Linked DNA regions of Homo sapiens: region 1 is linked to region 2. Evidence: read pairs that join two places in POLR2A ChIA-PET (ENCODE). Cell type or tissue: GM12878. All regions are shown on one strand.

What was found. Peaks named below come from ENCODE experiments on the same cell type or tissue, not always from the same donor. Only the 100,000 strongest peaks of a DNase experiment are listed, where the experiment ranks them.
Region 1: POLR2A ChIA-PET joins it to region 2 with 6 read pairs; 1 of 35 experiments calls an interaction of 5 or more read pairs at or near these places.

What each region holds. Positions count from the first base shown.
Region 1 is chr5:78,217,301-78,225,300 of GRCh38, reverse strand. The region is part of intron 6 of AP3B1 (adaptor related protein complex 3 subunit beta 1); the gene reads left to right. It also overlaps the pseudogene ATP6V1G1P6. Among named protein-coding and RNA genes, the nearest start is that of AP3B1, 73 kb to the left of the region's middle. RefSeq lists an enhancer at 3,149-3,258. In GM12878, a CTCF peak has its summit at 2,972 (motif pointing left); a DNase peak (open chromatin) is centred at 3,090; H3K27ac peaks cover 217 bases.
Region 2 is chr5:78,753,334-78,761,333 of GRCh38, reverse strand. The region is part of intron 3 of LOC124900191 (a long non-coding RNA gene); the gene reads left to right. Among named protein-coding and RNA genes, the nearest start is that of LHFPL2, 110 kb to the right of the region's middle. RefSeq lists enhancers at 96-195, 791-920, 3,607-3,656, 4,227-4,286. In GM12878, a CTCF peak has its summit at 367; DNase peaks (open chromatin) are centred at 2,723, 3,003, 3,403 and 3,913; H3K4me3 peaks cover 1,675 bases; H3K27ac peaks cover 3,986 bases.

The sequences.
Region 1 (8,000 bases), 540 kb after region 2:
TCTTTAACCTGTGGCTAAGTGGTTAACATGGTAAGATCAAGGAATAGAGGTGACCTATGGGGGATGTGAGTTACTAGTGTACTAGTATCTTAGATGGGGCTTTTGTACCCACTTTATATTTCTCAAAACTACTGAGGAAAAGGATTCCAGCTCATCTTAGGATGCTATCATCAGGGAGTATGTACTATCTATGCATGGCAGCTATCTAATACAGTAGGCAGTAGCCCTGTGTAGCTGTAACTATTGGTTTATGGCTTAGCATTTGATCTATCCTGGATAATGTTCAATAAACATTTGATTAGAATGTGTATTCTGCTGTTGTTGAGTGGAGTGTTCTATAGATATCTGTTTTTTAGTGTTGTTCAAATCTTCTACTTTGCTGATCTTATGCCTACTTGTTCTATTCATTATTGAAAACAGGGTATTGAAGTCTCTTTAATTCTGTTAGTGTTTGCTTCATCTATTTAGGAGATTGGATGTTTGGTGCATGTATGTTTATAATTTTTTTAATCTTCCTTTTGTCATTGTAAAATGTTCCTCTTTATCTCTAGTAACATTTTTTTGTTTTAATGTCTGTTTTGCCTGTTATAAATACTACTATTCTAGCTTTTTTATGGTTGCTGTTTCCATTATATATCTTTTTCCATCCTTTTACTTTCAGCCTGTTTATATTTTTGCATCTATTGTATGTCTCCATAGACAGCATATAGTTGGCTCTTGTCTTTTTATCCAGTTTGCCAATGTGTGCCTTTAATTGGAATGTTTAATCCATTCACACTTATTGTTGTTATTAATATAGTTGGATTTTAAGCTGTCATTTTACTTGCTTTTATATGTTTCATGCCTTTTTTGTTCCTTATTTCTCCTTTATTGCTTTTTCTTAGATTAAGTGAATATGTTCTAGTGAACATTTTAATTCTTTTCATGGTTTTTTTACTATATATTTTTGAAAATATTGTCTTATACATGGAGATTATACTTGTAGTTTCATTCCTAGACCATTTAGTAAATTTCTGTTAGTCTGTAGTGTACCAGAAATCATTATTGCATTTCTTCTATGCATAGTTGGTATAACGTAGGAGGTAACTAAATATAGATTGATTATAAATGAAGATAGAGAAAAGAAATTTGATTCCTTTTTGTCTTCTGTATGACAGGCATGCTATCTGCCAGATATGAAGTCAATATTATTAATATTATGGTTAACTTGATTTTAATAATTTAAAAAAATACTTAGTGCTTTTCTATTATAAGTGCAAGAGATTGGCTAAGTACCATGGAGAGTAGTAAGATCTACAAGAAGCAGATCTGTCATTTTAATGAGTTTTACCATCATTTCTGCTACATTATAGACTAAGAGAAATTCTTTGGATGGCCTGGGAATGAACTCTCTCTGTATAATATGTGCATGTCTTCCCAGACAGGATACAGCATATCATAGGTAAAAACAATAGCGTTTGAATCAGATAGAACTGGCTTAATGTCTGAGCGTCTGCCACATAGTATATGTACCAATTCTTTATGAGTTTTAGGCTCCAGATTTGTAGGGTTTATAATATCTAATTTATAAATTTGCTGTTTGTGTCGAGAGAAAGAACTATTGTATATAAAACCCTCAGCACAGTGCCTAACACCACATGGGATGTGATTAAAAATTCCAAATAAGAAATAAGTACTCAAAAAGATGTAAAGATACAATATCTGTGTAAAATTGGAATGTCTGTTTCCAAAATACACCAGAAAGTAAAAAATATTGAATACTTGTTCATCACAGGTATTTAATATTTGTTGAATGACTGTTGAATTAATTTGTTACATTCTTGGTGATAGTAATTAAGTGTGTAGTATCGTTTTTAATGTCTCCCTCACCCCCCTGCAGTGGTTTCATGCTCAGTGTTCATAGGTAGATTCTTTGGGGGCTTTGGTGGCCTACCCTTTGTGAGGCACTCATTTTTCCTAAAGTGTTATATACTATATGTTTATTTTTTTTAATTAAGAATACATATTTCTTTTTCTGTCTATAGTAAAAAACAAAGTTTTTACTGACACCTGTAATTCTGGTGGTATAGCACAGAGTTCCTTCCAGCCTCCTTCCTTTTTATATTTGAAACTGCCTATTCAACATTAAGAAATGTGGCTCTGGCCACGCACCATTGTTCATGCCTGTAATCCTAGCACTTTGGGAGGCCAAGGTGGATGGATTGCTTGAGTCCAGGAGTTCGAGACCATCCTGGGCAACATGGTGAAACCTTGTCTCTACAAAAAAAAAAAAAGAAACAAACAAACAAACAAAAAAACAAGAAACAGGGCTCCTATTTCCACAATCTGTTTACATTTTTGCTGAGTCTCAGAATGCAGAGAAACTATTGCTTCAGAATTGCTAGCACTGTACCTCTGTGGGGTATACAGTAGCATGGGGCCTAATAATTAGAGTTAAATATTTAATTAGAGTTAAATATTAGTTTAGAGTTGTTTTTGTCTTTAATCTTTTTTTTAATGTATGGTAAATCAAAATTGCTTCAACTATTTATATCTTTGAACTCGTTGTGTTGGTATGTAAGAAAGCTATTGATTTTTTTTGAGTGATAAATTTTATATTCTGCTTTTTTACTGAATTCTTCTATTGTTTGAGTTAATTTTCTCATTCATCCTCCTTGGGTTTTTTTTTGCATGACAAAGAGTCTTTACTTTTAAATGATTATCAGTACACCAAGTAGTAACATGTAACAAGTTCTTGAATTCTGTCCTCTTTGATTAAGTAACTAAAACTGGCCCAAACAATTATACTAGTGTTCATTGTTCTAACCACTAGCAGGAATGGACTACCAGATATTGCAGAAAAAGGCCAAGACTTCACCCCTCTTCTGCCTAAACTGCTTCCAGATGGTTCTCTTCTCCTGGGTCTCCTCTACTTTAATGCTGCAGCTGCCTTGGGATCGCAGGGCAGCAGCCTCCTTGGCCTTGAACTCTTTCTCCCTCTGCAGGCAATATTGTTCAATTTCACCTTGAACTGCTGCTTTGGCCTGCTTCTCCCTCCGGTTCTTTCACTGCAGGTCTCAGACACCCTTTTCAGCAACCTGCAGCAGCTACTGGATCCCCTGAGACTGACTGGCCATGACAGCACCAACTCTGAGGCAGAAGCAAGCAGCCTAAATCTCTCTCTCTTTTTTTTTTTAGAGAATGAATCATATCTGCAAATAGAGATGTTTTACTTCCTCTTTTTCAGTTCCTAGAACTCTAATTTCTCTTGCCTAATTATATTGTTTAGTGCCATCACTACAGTTGTGTTCAATAGTAGTGGAGATGGTGGGCATTCTTGCCTTGTTTCAGTCTAAAGGAAATGCTTACATTGTGTTTGCATTAAGAAAGATGCTGGCCCTGAAGATTTTATCTTTGAAATATAGTACTTTTGCAAGGTACTTCAGGATTACTTGATATGGGTCAATTGTTTTGCCTTGGTACTCAGTGAGTCCTTTCAAAATGTAGATTCAGAATTTTTATTATCTCTGGCAAAGTGTTTTTTTTTAAGATTATAATTTTAAATATTAATTCTGTTATTTTTTTTCTTTTTCAGGGATTCCTATTTTATGCACATTGGATCTTCTTTGCCTGTTTTACATTCCAATCATTGTGTCTCTAAACCTCTTCTTTCTTTATCTCATTTTTATTCTTTTGGTTCTTTTTCTACCTTTCTTTAATACCCCTTTTAAAATTTTCATTCAGTAATTTTATTCGAAGGGCACCTTGCAATTTAGTCTTCACATCTGATTATTTTTGCTCTCTTGATTTCTTTCCTGTTGTCAATCAATCCTGATTTCTTTTGTTAATTTATAACTTTAAAAAATTTATAATTTATATTTATATTTCCTATCTTCAAATGCTTCTCTTGAGGGTATTTAATTCATTTTGAAGTGTCGTGTTGTTTCCTTTTGCTTCATCATTTATATTTCTTTGTCGGTAATTTTTGCCAGTTGAATTGTTTTGATTTTCATTTTCTGTTTTTAGTACTTACAGATTACTTGCATCTTCTTATTTCTTTGGACAGGATTGGTGATTTGATTTTGAGGTAGCTTGCAAGATTCCTAGTACAAGAGTACCCTCTCTGTTAGAATTACAAAGTATGTTTTCTTAGTAGATGGCCTTTTGGTGGGAGGGCGTGCATGCATAGGACCAGTATATGTCCCCAAACTATTTCGAGATATGTTTTGTAGCAGCCTAAATTTTTCTCTCTTCTTTTCTTTTCTGCCTAAAAAAGAAGGGTCTTACTCTGTCACCCAGGGCTGGAGTGCAGTGGTGTGATCATGGCTCACTGCAGCCTCGACCTCCCCAGCACAAGCAATCCTCCTGTCCCAGCCTCCTGAGTAAATGGGACTATAGACATGCACCACCATGCCCAGCTAATTAAAAAAAATTTTTTGTAAAGATGGGGTCCCACTGTGTTGCCCAGGCTGGTCATGAACTCCTGGGCTCAAGTGATCTCGCTTTGGTCTTGCAAAGTATTGGGATTACAGGCGTGAGCCACTGCACCCAGCCCCTCTTATTTCTTTTTTTCTGTTATTTCACAGTTTCCAAAGGACTGCTCTCCCCTTACTTTTTTTTTTTTTTAAGCTAATTTTCTCCGTGAAACTTTCCCTTTCTACACTACCTCATTGAATCATCCTCTCTTTCAAGTCTTTCCCTTATAGGCTGCTCTGATCTACCAAGAATCTTTTCCAGTATTTTCACACTTAGGGTGTTCTTTCTCTTTCTGTTGTTGATTTTCGTTTACTTTTAGGCCTGCCATTAACTTCTGCTTGCTTTGTTCCAGGCAGTTTTTTTTCTATACTGTTGGAGGTCTTTGTGAAGTTTTGTGATACAAGCATGAAAATAGTTATCTGGAATTTAGGGTTTATATTTCTACTTATATATAATTTGAGGTTTAGAGATTCTCTGTTTTGAAGTTAGGCTTAAAGCATGGGTTTTGGTCCCTTGTTGTTTTTTTTTTTGGATTTGGGTTGGGAGATTCAGACTTACTTAGGCATCATCAACTTCTCTACCCAGTATTTAAATTGGCTGTATTTTGTGAATGTTTTCTGGTAATTTTTTCTTTTGTGTGATTATAATCCATTGTAGAAAGGTTAAAAATATTCTACACAGATATTTGTGGATCATATCTTAATTATTACCTTTTTTTGGTCACATGTAATTCTTCATTGAAGGAAGACAGGTACATTTCTCCCCTGCCCCCCACCACCAAATTTTTAATGTCAGCATTGGCATTTAAAATCAATAGAGGATCAAAAATCACTTTCATTTAAAAAATCTCCCAGTTAAATGTACCAGGTCTAATTTATTTCCACATTTTGAAAAGGAATTTATTTGTTGCCAGCAGCAGTTTTTTGGGATCATTATTACGATGATGACATTGGTGTTGCTGCTGATACATATACATTTGAAAGATGTTGATCTATTAAACTTTCTTCATTTAACCTCTGTTGATTTTGAGGCATACCATCTGTTGCTTCTTTTAGGCTAGAGGATATTTTCTTTCAATTGAGATCTCAAAGAAAATTAGTTCCATAATTCTCATTTTAAGGAAAGGTGGAATTATAAATATATTAAAATATAATAGAATGGCTTTTCTCTTTTACTAAAGACCAGTATGTGTCATATGAATAGTTTTTTCCTAAAAATAGAACATTTTAGTGTTATTTAGGTAAAAGATATTACAGAAACCTTACAACTGTAGTCAGTGAACTTAAAAGGGGGCATCTAATCTATATTCTGTCATCTCCAATCAACTGTTACCATTTTTCTTTATATGAATTTTTATTGTTTATTCTTAAATTTTATACCATTTTCATCTACCTTCTCAACATGTCCTAAACACTTTCCTACTTTACTACAAGCCTTTTCTAATGTTCACGTATGAATTTATTTTTAAAATTAATAAGTTTCTCTTGTTTTTCTTTAAAATGTAGCAATCCATATTTGTTGACATTCTTTTCTTTAGAACACTTTAGAAGCAGAGTGGTATTTATTTCCTTTTCCTTTCAAGTTAATCCTAAATAAATCTTTTTGATAACATCGAACTTTCTGATAGAAAACAGAGTTTCTTAGGAAAACAAATTAGGTCAGTGCCTGCTGAAAAACTGATTTATGTATATATTTTTGATGACATAAAATTTCCTCTTTTTGATTTTTGCTATAAAATTATGTTTAATGAATAGATTGGTAGTGTATAGCTAAACCGTAGGGATAAGACACAAATTTTAAGTTATTGATTTAATGTTGATAAAAGCCCCACCGTTATGTGCAAAAAACACACCCCTGAGTTTGTACAGATGTTTTATTGTGATAGATCTATTATCCAGCTATTAGAAGATAAATGACTGATCTTTCCCATTTTCCATGCCTCAAGAAAATTGAAATAAGAAGGGGAATATCATTTGGGCTGTATGATTAGGGAAGGTTGGATGGCCATTAATTTAAGGGAAGAAAATCTTGGCAGCATTGGCCAACTTATACCATATTATCAATCAAACCTTGATGCACTTCTTGTGATGACCCAGCACTCTCAGGTTTTTGCAATGTTAATTAGAATTCATGACAAAATAGATGCAAGGAAACGTTTTGTACCCTTCATAATTTTATAGAAAATTTATTGTTATTAGAGGAACCATTTGCTTAGTGTGATTTTTTTCATTACCAGCTTGTCAACTAGCATAGATAATCTAGAGAAAATATGAACTCCATAGATGGGGTGTCACTTTTGTTGATGGTTCATGTAGTTTACCTTGGAGCACAGCTAATGGCTGAAGTTCATAGCAACAGCACAGAAAAACGTGGCAACCAAGGGAAGATAAATGAACCATGTTTATTGCTTTAATATAAAAAATACATAAATGGAAAACTGCATTTGAATTTGATGAGCTCATTGCTGGTTTTGTTGGAGTGATTTATTTTTTCCCTGATATGAAAAGCTACTATTGACACAGTGAGATGGAAGTTAACTGTCTGTTTTTTGGAAACCAGTATTTTTGGTTTTAAAATCTGAGTAGATCATTTAATTTTAATTCTGAATATTTTATAGAATATTGAACATTTAATAAACCAAAATTATTAATTTTCCTTGTAGTGTTTAGCCCAGGGTCAGATTGTTAAAACTATATGATTAAGTATCTAAAATGATCAGTTTTATTTTGTAAAAGTACTCTCTTTATATGCTTTTTAATTATTTTGATGTTTTCTTAAACTTTATTTGGTTCTATTTAATTAATGATATTTGTTAGTACCTTAGAAGGTGTTAGTACTTTAGAATTATTGTGTACATGTAGCTCTTGGTTTAATGAATTTAATATTATATGGTAGCTGATTTTCCATTTAATTGTTTAGTATCAAAACACATTTGGAAGAAAATAATTGCTAAGACAGAATAACTTGATTTTACATAGTATTTTAAAAATTGAAACTGTGAATTACCTGTTCAATTTCATGGATCATTTTATCCTAGATACTATCCTTTATTTTTGCACTTTAACACCCTTTACCAATTGATGTTGATATTAATATAAGGTTGATAATACATATATATAGATGTTTATATCTCACAATGAGTTATTCTAGAGTTTAATGTCATAAACTTAGTTGTAAGATATTTTAAAATGATACTAATTGTCACTTTATAGAAATGTAATTATCACAAAATGTAATTTCTAAAGAAATTATGTCTTTTGCAGAAGACATCAAAATGTGATTGAAAGCATGAGCTTAACTTCCTTGCCATATCTATAACAAATAGAAAATTATATATATAATACATTTTTATATAGTTCACACAAATAATCAATTCTGTGCTTTTTCGATTGAGGTGCATACATGCTGGGACCAGCAGGCACCAGTACATGGTTAGGGCTGGAGTCAATAAATGCAGCTTCACGTTTATACTGATTGGTAATTCATAAAATCCCCACAGGACTTGAAACTTGTTTAGCATAATAGCGAGTCTATATTCTGAGCTG
Region 2 (8,000 bases):
ACCTATTCCCTGTCCTCATAGGCCCAGATGCAAATCTCAGCTCTGTTTTATCCCTTAAAGAGGCAAGGTGAGCTCTAGAAATGGCATGGCCGAAAAAAGGATAAGGATGAGGAAATAAATTGGGGTTTGTTCTGGTGGCTGGAGCATTGCTGGTGGAAACTGCACCTTTAGGACAGGTTCTTTCCCAGTAGGGGCAGCCCCAGGCTGGTTCACTAGACCACTCACCTGGGGAGAGCTGAACCCCCAAAGCCAGGTCCAAGAGGAAGAAAGCACCAACTCCAAGCCCTTTGGCTCAAGAAAGGTCCTTGACTGTGAACCAACTGTGTGCCAACCAGCTTTCTCCTAAGAGCTGAAGAAACAGCAGTGCCCCTAGAGGCCAAGAGGAATCCCCAATGTTTGAGAAGTGGATGGCAGAGGATAAATGAGACAGAACAGTTGGAAAAGTGGGAGAAAAATAGGAGAGAAAGTTCCCATAGAAGCTGAGTAAGAGGTTTAGAAAACATTGATTAATAGAAGAATGAAAAAGTGCCCATTGGATTTGGTGAGGGGTGGTCACTGGTCACTTTGACAAAACCAGTTCCAGTGCAGCGATGGATTCAGGAGCCAAGCTGAAGTGAGCTCAAGTAGGAAGGGACTAAGCAATTTCAGGTAGTGAGTAGAGACCGCCCTTTCCAGAAGGCTGACTGTGAAGAGGAAATTGAATGCAGAAAAGGAAGTACCTATAGGGACATAGTGCCATAAAGGAGGAAGTTGCTCTTTTTTTAAGTTGGGTGATAGTAGAGCATGTTTGAATGATAATGAGGAAGAGGAAAGGAGAGGCTGAGAATGTGAACAAATGAGGCATAACTGACGGAACAAGAACTCACAAAGTAGGAAGGGATGGCCCTAGAAGAGCACAGGTGTTGCACAGGTGGGGGAATTAGCCTAGGGTGAGGACAGGAGCAGGCTTTCACTAAGCTATGGAAAAAGCAAGGCGCTCAGGAGCTAGGTGAGGATGTAGACAGGTTCTTAATGGAGGGCCAGAAAAATTAATGCTTGTTGCCTTCCTCGTGAATGAGGAAAATGGTGAATGACGCATCAACAAAAAACAATTTTGTGGCTTCAAATTATTTGTATAAAGATCTCATTTAATCCTCACAACAATCCAAGTGGGTCTTCCAGTTCCAAATCTAGGTTATCCCCCAATTTCTCCATTGTTCTCAGCTACCCTGACCTGGCACTTTTTCCTCCTGTAGCTCTACAATACTGGAACTCCCTCAAACTAATCCTTTCCCAGACATTGGCCCAAGACAACTCATAAGTCTCTCTTACAGCTTGCTATGCATTCAGTGTTTTTCTTCCCCTAAAATTCATGTTGAAGCTTAATCCCCAATGCAACAGTATTAAGAGAGGGACATTTAGGACGTGATGAGCCAGGAGGAGGGCTCTGCCCGCGTAAATGAGACTAGCGCATTATTCAAATGCTGGAGGGAACTAGCTTGGCCCTTTTCGCCCTTCCATTTATTTGCCATGTGAGGACACAGAGTGCGTTTCCTTCAAAGGACAAAGCGACAAGTCAATGTCTTGGAAGCAGAGACTGGGCCTCACCAGACACCGAACCTGCTGGCATCTAGATTTTGAACATTCAACCTCCAAAACTGTGAAAATACATTTCTGTTCTTTATAAATTACCCAGTCTCAGGTATGTTGTTCTAGCAGCACAAACAGACTAAGACACAGCTGCTGCCATTGAGGGAATCCGCGCAACAGTTGGTTCTTTCCCTTCTTATCTCTGTGCCTCAAATGTCCCTGCCATCCAGCAACAAGCAGTTCCAGCACAGCCTGCCAGTGTTCTGGTTATCAGTCCTTCTCTGACCTGTTGCACAAAAGGATGTTAACCAAATCCAGACCTACATTAGGCGCATGGTACCAACTCTTGTCTATAGCCAAGGACTATTACCTGCCTTAATGGGGGTTCAACTGGTGGTGATTTGTGTAGAGAACACTTGATCAGTTATCCTCTTACATTCATTTATTTATTTATTTATTTATTTATTTATTTATTTATTTATTTATTTATTTTGAGACGGAGTCTCACTCTGTCTCCCAGGCTGGAGTGCAGTGGCACGATCTTGGCTCACTGCAATCTCTGCCCCCTGGATTCAAGCAATTCTCCTGCCTCAGCCTCCCAAGTAGCTGAGACTACAGGCTCGTGCCACCACACCCAGCTAATTTTTGTATTTTTGGTAGAGACAGGGTTTCACTATGTTGGCCAGGATGGTCTCGATCTCTTGACCTCATGATCCACCCGCCTCGGCCTACCAAAGTGCTGAGATTAGAGGCATGAGTCACCACGCCCAGCCTCCTCTTATGTTTCTTATATGCACTTAATACCCAAAGGAATATTGGGTGTTACGCCCCATACACCATGGGGCTCTCTGATTCCCAGCTGTTGTTGGCCCCATAGTCTTTCTCCTGGACTTTTCCATTCCCAGGTAGCATCATTACAATATATTTAAAGGGTTGGGCGGGGGAGTCCCATGGTTATTAGTTCATGAAGTGAAAGAGGGGAGAAGGGCAAGGTTAAAGTTGCAAAAAGAATGTGAAAGGCAGAAAATTGGATGAGATCAAGGAAGCAAACCTGTGACTATCAAGTCAGGTGACATTTTTCTGCTTCTGTTCAAGTTGTCTTCAAGGCCACTCTGAAAGAGGAACTTTGAAAATAATTTGAGTAATAATAGCATCATGTGACTAAAACTCACATGTATTTTGGTTATACATTCTAATGTGTTTGTTTAAAAAGGTTTGTTATTGTTGGTCATAATTTATGCAGTCTTTCAAACAGTGCTCTGTTAAAATGAGGTTCTTCTAGCTGAACTAGAAAGGTAATTTTTTTAAAAATGTGGACCCAGGATTCAACTTTGTGCTAAGTATGTTTAAACTTTCCAGTCCAAAAGAAGAATGAAGCTTTTTGACATTGTGAATCAACAATGTGGTTAAAGGTCATAGGTTTAAAAAATCCGACACAGTTTAGGTTTGACTCATGCATTCAAGAGGCAAATCTTTTTGACCCCAAGGTGAAGGTGAAACTGCCTTTGCTGATAGGGCAGCTCCAGAAAGCAAAATCACTTTTGTTTTGAAGGCAGCTGTTTTCCTAGATGCTATCCTTTCATTTCAACCAAACAGATTCATTATGCACTGAGCAACGAATAAAATAAAAGCACGGGTACCATTTCCGATCGAGGAAATTGTCCAGGACAATTGTCCTGGACACTCCTGATTACCTCCTATCCCTTCTTTCACTTTCCATCCATCTCAAGGGCCAACCCAGCAGGTTATTTCACCTTATCCCAGGCTCCATGTGAAGTGTACTGAACACAGAATTGGACTTCTTCAGTCTTGATCCTTGGTGCTAATTCACCCCCAGCATGATGGACACACATCCCCAGCCTTCTTGGTCTGGCTGTTTCAGAGAGCACCTCTCAGCCCCTCCACAAGACTAGACTGTGCCTCTCTAGAAAACAACCAGTAACTCTCATCGTCTATAACTCCCGGGCTGGCCACAAGGCCTTATGCAACAGGTGAGGTAGCCGGGAGTCTTCTCCAAAAACACTGAAGTTCTAATTTGCTCTTTTTCCTTCTGAAGATGTCTCCTTAAAGAAGCCCTTCTGAATGCCATGGTGTGTTGGAGATGTGCCTTTGTATCATGAGTTTCACAGCAAAATCTAGCACAGGCTTATTTTACATCTCCTAAGCCCCCAGTGGATATGAGTCATCCCAAGTATATCAGAGTCTCCTAATCCCGCTCACCCAGAGCCCTACCCAGCTTCAGGCTGGAAACCAGCGCCTCCCAGTCCCCATCTGGATGGTGTCAACAACTCTTTCCTTTCATGAAAACCACATGTGAACATAGGTTTTGGGGTTTTTTTCTATTGGTTTTGGAAGAAAAGAAACACATGCAGGGTAGGGGCACCGTCATGTTGTCAGAGTGATGACTCGGCTTCTGGCAAACACTTGGTCTCATGGGAGGCAGAGAAGAGAAGCTCTGGTAAAAATTAGCTTGGAGATGTTCCTTTCTGTAAACACAACCTGAAAAGATGTAAATCGCCGAGTGGGCAGAGTCCTTGCCTGTCCCAAGTGCAGGCATTTATGGTATCAAAGAAAGTTTACTTATAGCCATTTCAACTTGGGTTTCCTGTGAATGAATGGGCAAGAACGTGAGTGGAGAAGACTTGGATGGAACTGGGCTTTCTTCATGTATTCAGCCCAGTAGAAACCACTGCCCTTTACAGGAAACAGTGAGACACTGTTTGGAAGATAGGTCTAGGGACTGGAAGAACTCTCTCACAACAAAGCTCTGGGTGTACCTTGGATTGAAATATGATTTCAAATGCAGTTCATCCCTGGGAGAAGTGTTAAGACTTGCCTTATATTTCAGAGGTTCTTGGACAGCAGGATTTTCTTCCCCAAAATTATGATGCAAATAATTCAAAGTATACAGCATGGTGGCTCAGGCAGCCCTGCCTTGACAACATAGAGCTGGTAGAACACTGTTTTTATTTATAACTTTAATAAGCAAGGCTCTTCATTAGGTGTTATATTCTATGGCTGTTTCCTCTACAGAATATAGACTAAGAGATGCACATACATCCCTACACATAATATATGGTCCAAACTATGTTTAAAGGGCAAAACTCATTGTTTGGACTCGAAGATCTATTACATTTATATCTAACCCATGTAATATTCTTTTTCCACCTAAATCAATCAGTACATTCATTGAGCACCTTCAAGGTGGGCAGTGCCTTCAGGCTGCCATACATAGAGAAGCCTTAGCTGTGGTCCTTGACTGCAGGAAACCTCATTAAGGAGACACCCAGCTGATGAAATGTTAATTAACAGTTCAAGACAGAACGTGATAAGTGCCAAATGAGAAAGGATGGAATGACCTGGAGAAATTCAATTTAGAGAAAATGAAGGGCACATGAGAGAACAGGCTTCCTTTTTCAGCAGGAATCTTGAACCTGTCTCCAGAAGGAAGAACTTCTGAGTTTCAGGAAGGATCTCAGCTCATCTTTAGAAAGAACTTCTAAATTGGGAAAGCCAACATAGTGAGGTTGCCCAAGGCATGCAAACAGACTGAATCACCATCTGTTAGGGAAGCAGAAACAGGATTTTCTACATTGAGAAAACTAAATAACCTTTAAAATTGGCTTGAACCTGTGAAATAGTGACAGGAGCATAACTCAATCTGCACCTCCCTGGGGAGCTGGGAGCTCTGCTGGGCCTCAAAAAGTAAGCAGCCTCTAGAGGGGTAGACCCTCTCCTCCCACGTGCTCCCAGACCACCCACCACTATCACCCACCACCTGTTCCCTGGCAGAGCCCAACCCACAGCAAAGCCATCTCTATGGCAACAGAAGCTGGACACTTACTAAGAAGTCAAGATGGATGCATGCATGGTGTACTTAAGGTCCGTGCATTTCACTGAATGTAATTTTTCTTTTTAAGAAATCTATAGAATATGTAGTCTAAAAAGTACTGATGTCTGCAGCTTACTTTAAATTGTATCAAACAATAAGATGGATTATGGATAAGAGATAAGTGAAAAAACATAGCAAAATACTAATTGTGGAACCTAGGTGGTAGGTATATGCGTATTCACTGTACAATCTTTGGCTTTTTTGTATATTTGAAATTTTTTATAATACGTTGGGGAGAAAATCCATGTAGCTCCATCTGTTGAAGAGCACAAATGGCTTTCGGCTCCTGCATATTTGGAACACCACAGAACATAATAATGTAGGTTTCTTGAGTTCTCACTGTTCACTAAGCACCTTATGTGAACTGTCTCATTTATCCTCCCAAGCACTTATGAAGTAAATACCATCATCTTCACTTCATAGACAGGAAAGCCAAGGCACAGAGAACACAAAACATTTGTCCAGAGTCATGCAGGTGGTAAATGTCAGGGTCAGGATTTGAACTCAGGTTCTAACTGACTCCAGAAACCAAAGCTGTGACTCCCACGCCACTCTTTGGACCCAGATGTGGATGTCATGGCCTTGCCTTGAGGAGAAGCCACTTGGTGTTGGGGGAAGGTGGGAGGGGTGACTGCATGGTAGCACTTACATTGCTTCTAATGGGTTTCAGATGGGTTTGGTTCTTCAATTGTTCTGTAATTGTTAATGGACACCTAGACTGCCACCTGCGAGTTTTGTTCTGGTTTCATCTCCACCCCCCGCTTTTTTTTTTTCATTTTAAACAAGTGTATTTAAACAAGATGACTTGGAGGGAAAGCTATCTAGGACTTATTTCTTTTAGAGTGATCTATCCCTACTTAAAGACAGACTGCCCTACATATAATGGCTGCATACAAAAAGGTTGCAAGATCATCCTTGCTTTTACAATGATTAATGAAAAACATAATTCTCCGAACAAGGCATGCAAGAATTGTTTACATTGTTTGTGTTGTTGTTAAACAGTGAGAGCAAAATAACTTCCTGGAATATAAACAGCTGAATCAGCATGCCACAATGGAGAAAAATGACATTTTCACAGAACCACTAATTTTTCCCAACCATCGCCATCTGATGTTGATCAAAACATATCATTGGCCATTTAGCTTTTTAAAAATGTGATAGCTTGTGCACACACACCAGTTACTTTAGGTACAGTCATGCATCACTTAACAGAGATACATTTTGAGAAATGTTCAATGATTTTGTTGTATGAACATCATAGAGTGTACTTACATAAATCTAGATGGTGTAGCCTACTACACACCTAGGCTGTATGGTATAGCCTATCATTCCTAGGCTACAACTCTGTATGGTACAGAGTACTGTAGGCAACTGTAACACAATGGTAAATATTTATGTATCTAAACATAGAAAATATACAGTAAAAATATGTATAATAGGTGGGACGTGGTGGCTCATGCCTGTAATCCTAGCATTTTGGGAGGCCGAGGTGGAATGGGTGGGGGGAAGGGGATCACCTGAGGTTGGGAGTTCGAGACCAGCCTGACCAACATAACAAAACCCATCTCTACTAAAAATACAGAAATTAACCGGATGTGGTGGCAGGTGCCTGTAATCCCAGCTACTCGGGAGGCTGAGGCACAAGAATTGCTTGAACCTGGGAGATGGAGGTTGCAGTGAGCCAAGATTGTGCCCCTGCACTCCAGCCTAGGCAACAGAGCAAGACTCTGTCTCAAAAAAGAAAAAAAAAATGTATAATATGTATTCTGATTATGGGACCACTGTTGTATATGCATGTATATCCATTGTTGACTGAAACACGGCACATTCAACACATGACTGTACAATAAAGCGATAGGGAAAGGGAAAATGAAAGACTAGAGAAACTGCTGTAGTTGTCAGGATGTGGTGGAAAGAAGTCGTGGTTTTCTCATTGAGAACATATTCTTGGTCTGTAGGAACAGAAATCTGGAATAACGTAGCCGGCTCCCTTTTTAGTAGGTACTTGCTGTCTGATGCTGGACCCCATCAATTGTATCTTCATCCTCCATGTGCACCTGTGCAGGTGTGTCTGTTTGACTGATTGGCTGCCTATCAAATCAGAATCTGCTCTACCTCACTGGCAAATCCTGTCATTCACAATAGGCTTTCATTAGCTTACTAAGTGATATATGGCTCTTAACTTTAAACTGTACCACAAACCATCTTCCCTGCCACCTTCAAATTCATGTGACTGTTGTTTTCAGTCTTGACTCCTGCCGTAGGCTTTTTGTCAGCCTTGATGAGTGCATGAATGTCCTTAGCTGCTGCAGCTTCTCAGAAGAGGTCCTAGGTCCCTGTTGAATGAATTTGATCTCCTATTGCCCCATGGAGTTGCTTCCAGTCATTTGTTGAATGTCTGAAATATGAACAGCACTGTGAATCAGATCCCTGAGGTCGTTTGCAGCTCCCTCATAGTTTGCAAAAAGAAAAAAAAAAAAAACATGGATGATATAATACTCTCACCCTTCCTGTTAAATTTCAAAGTCCCTAAATACTT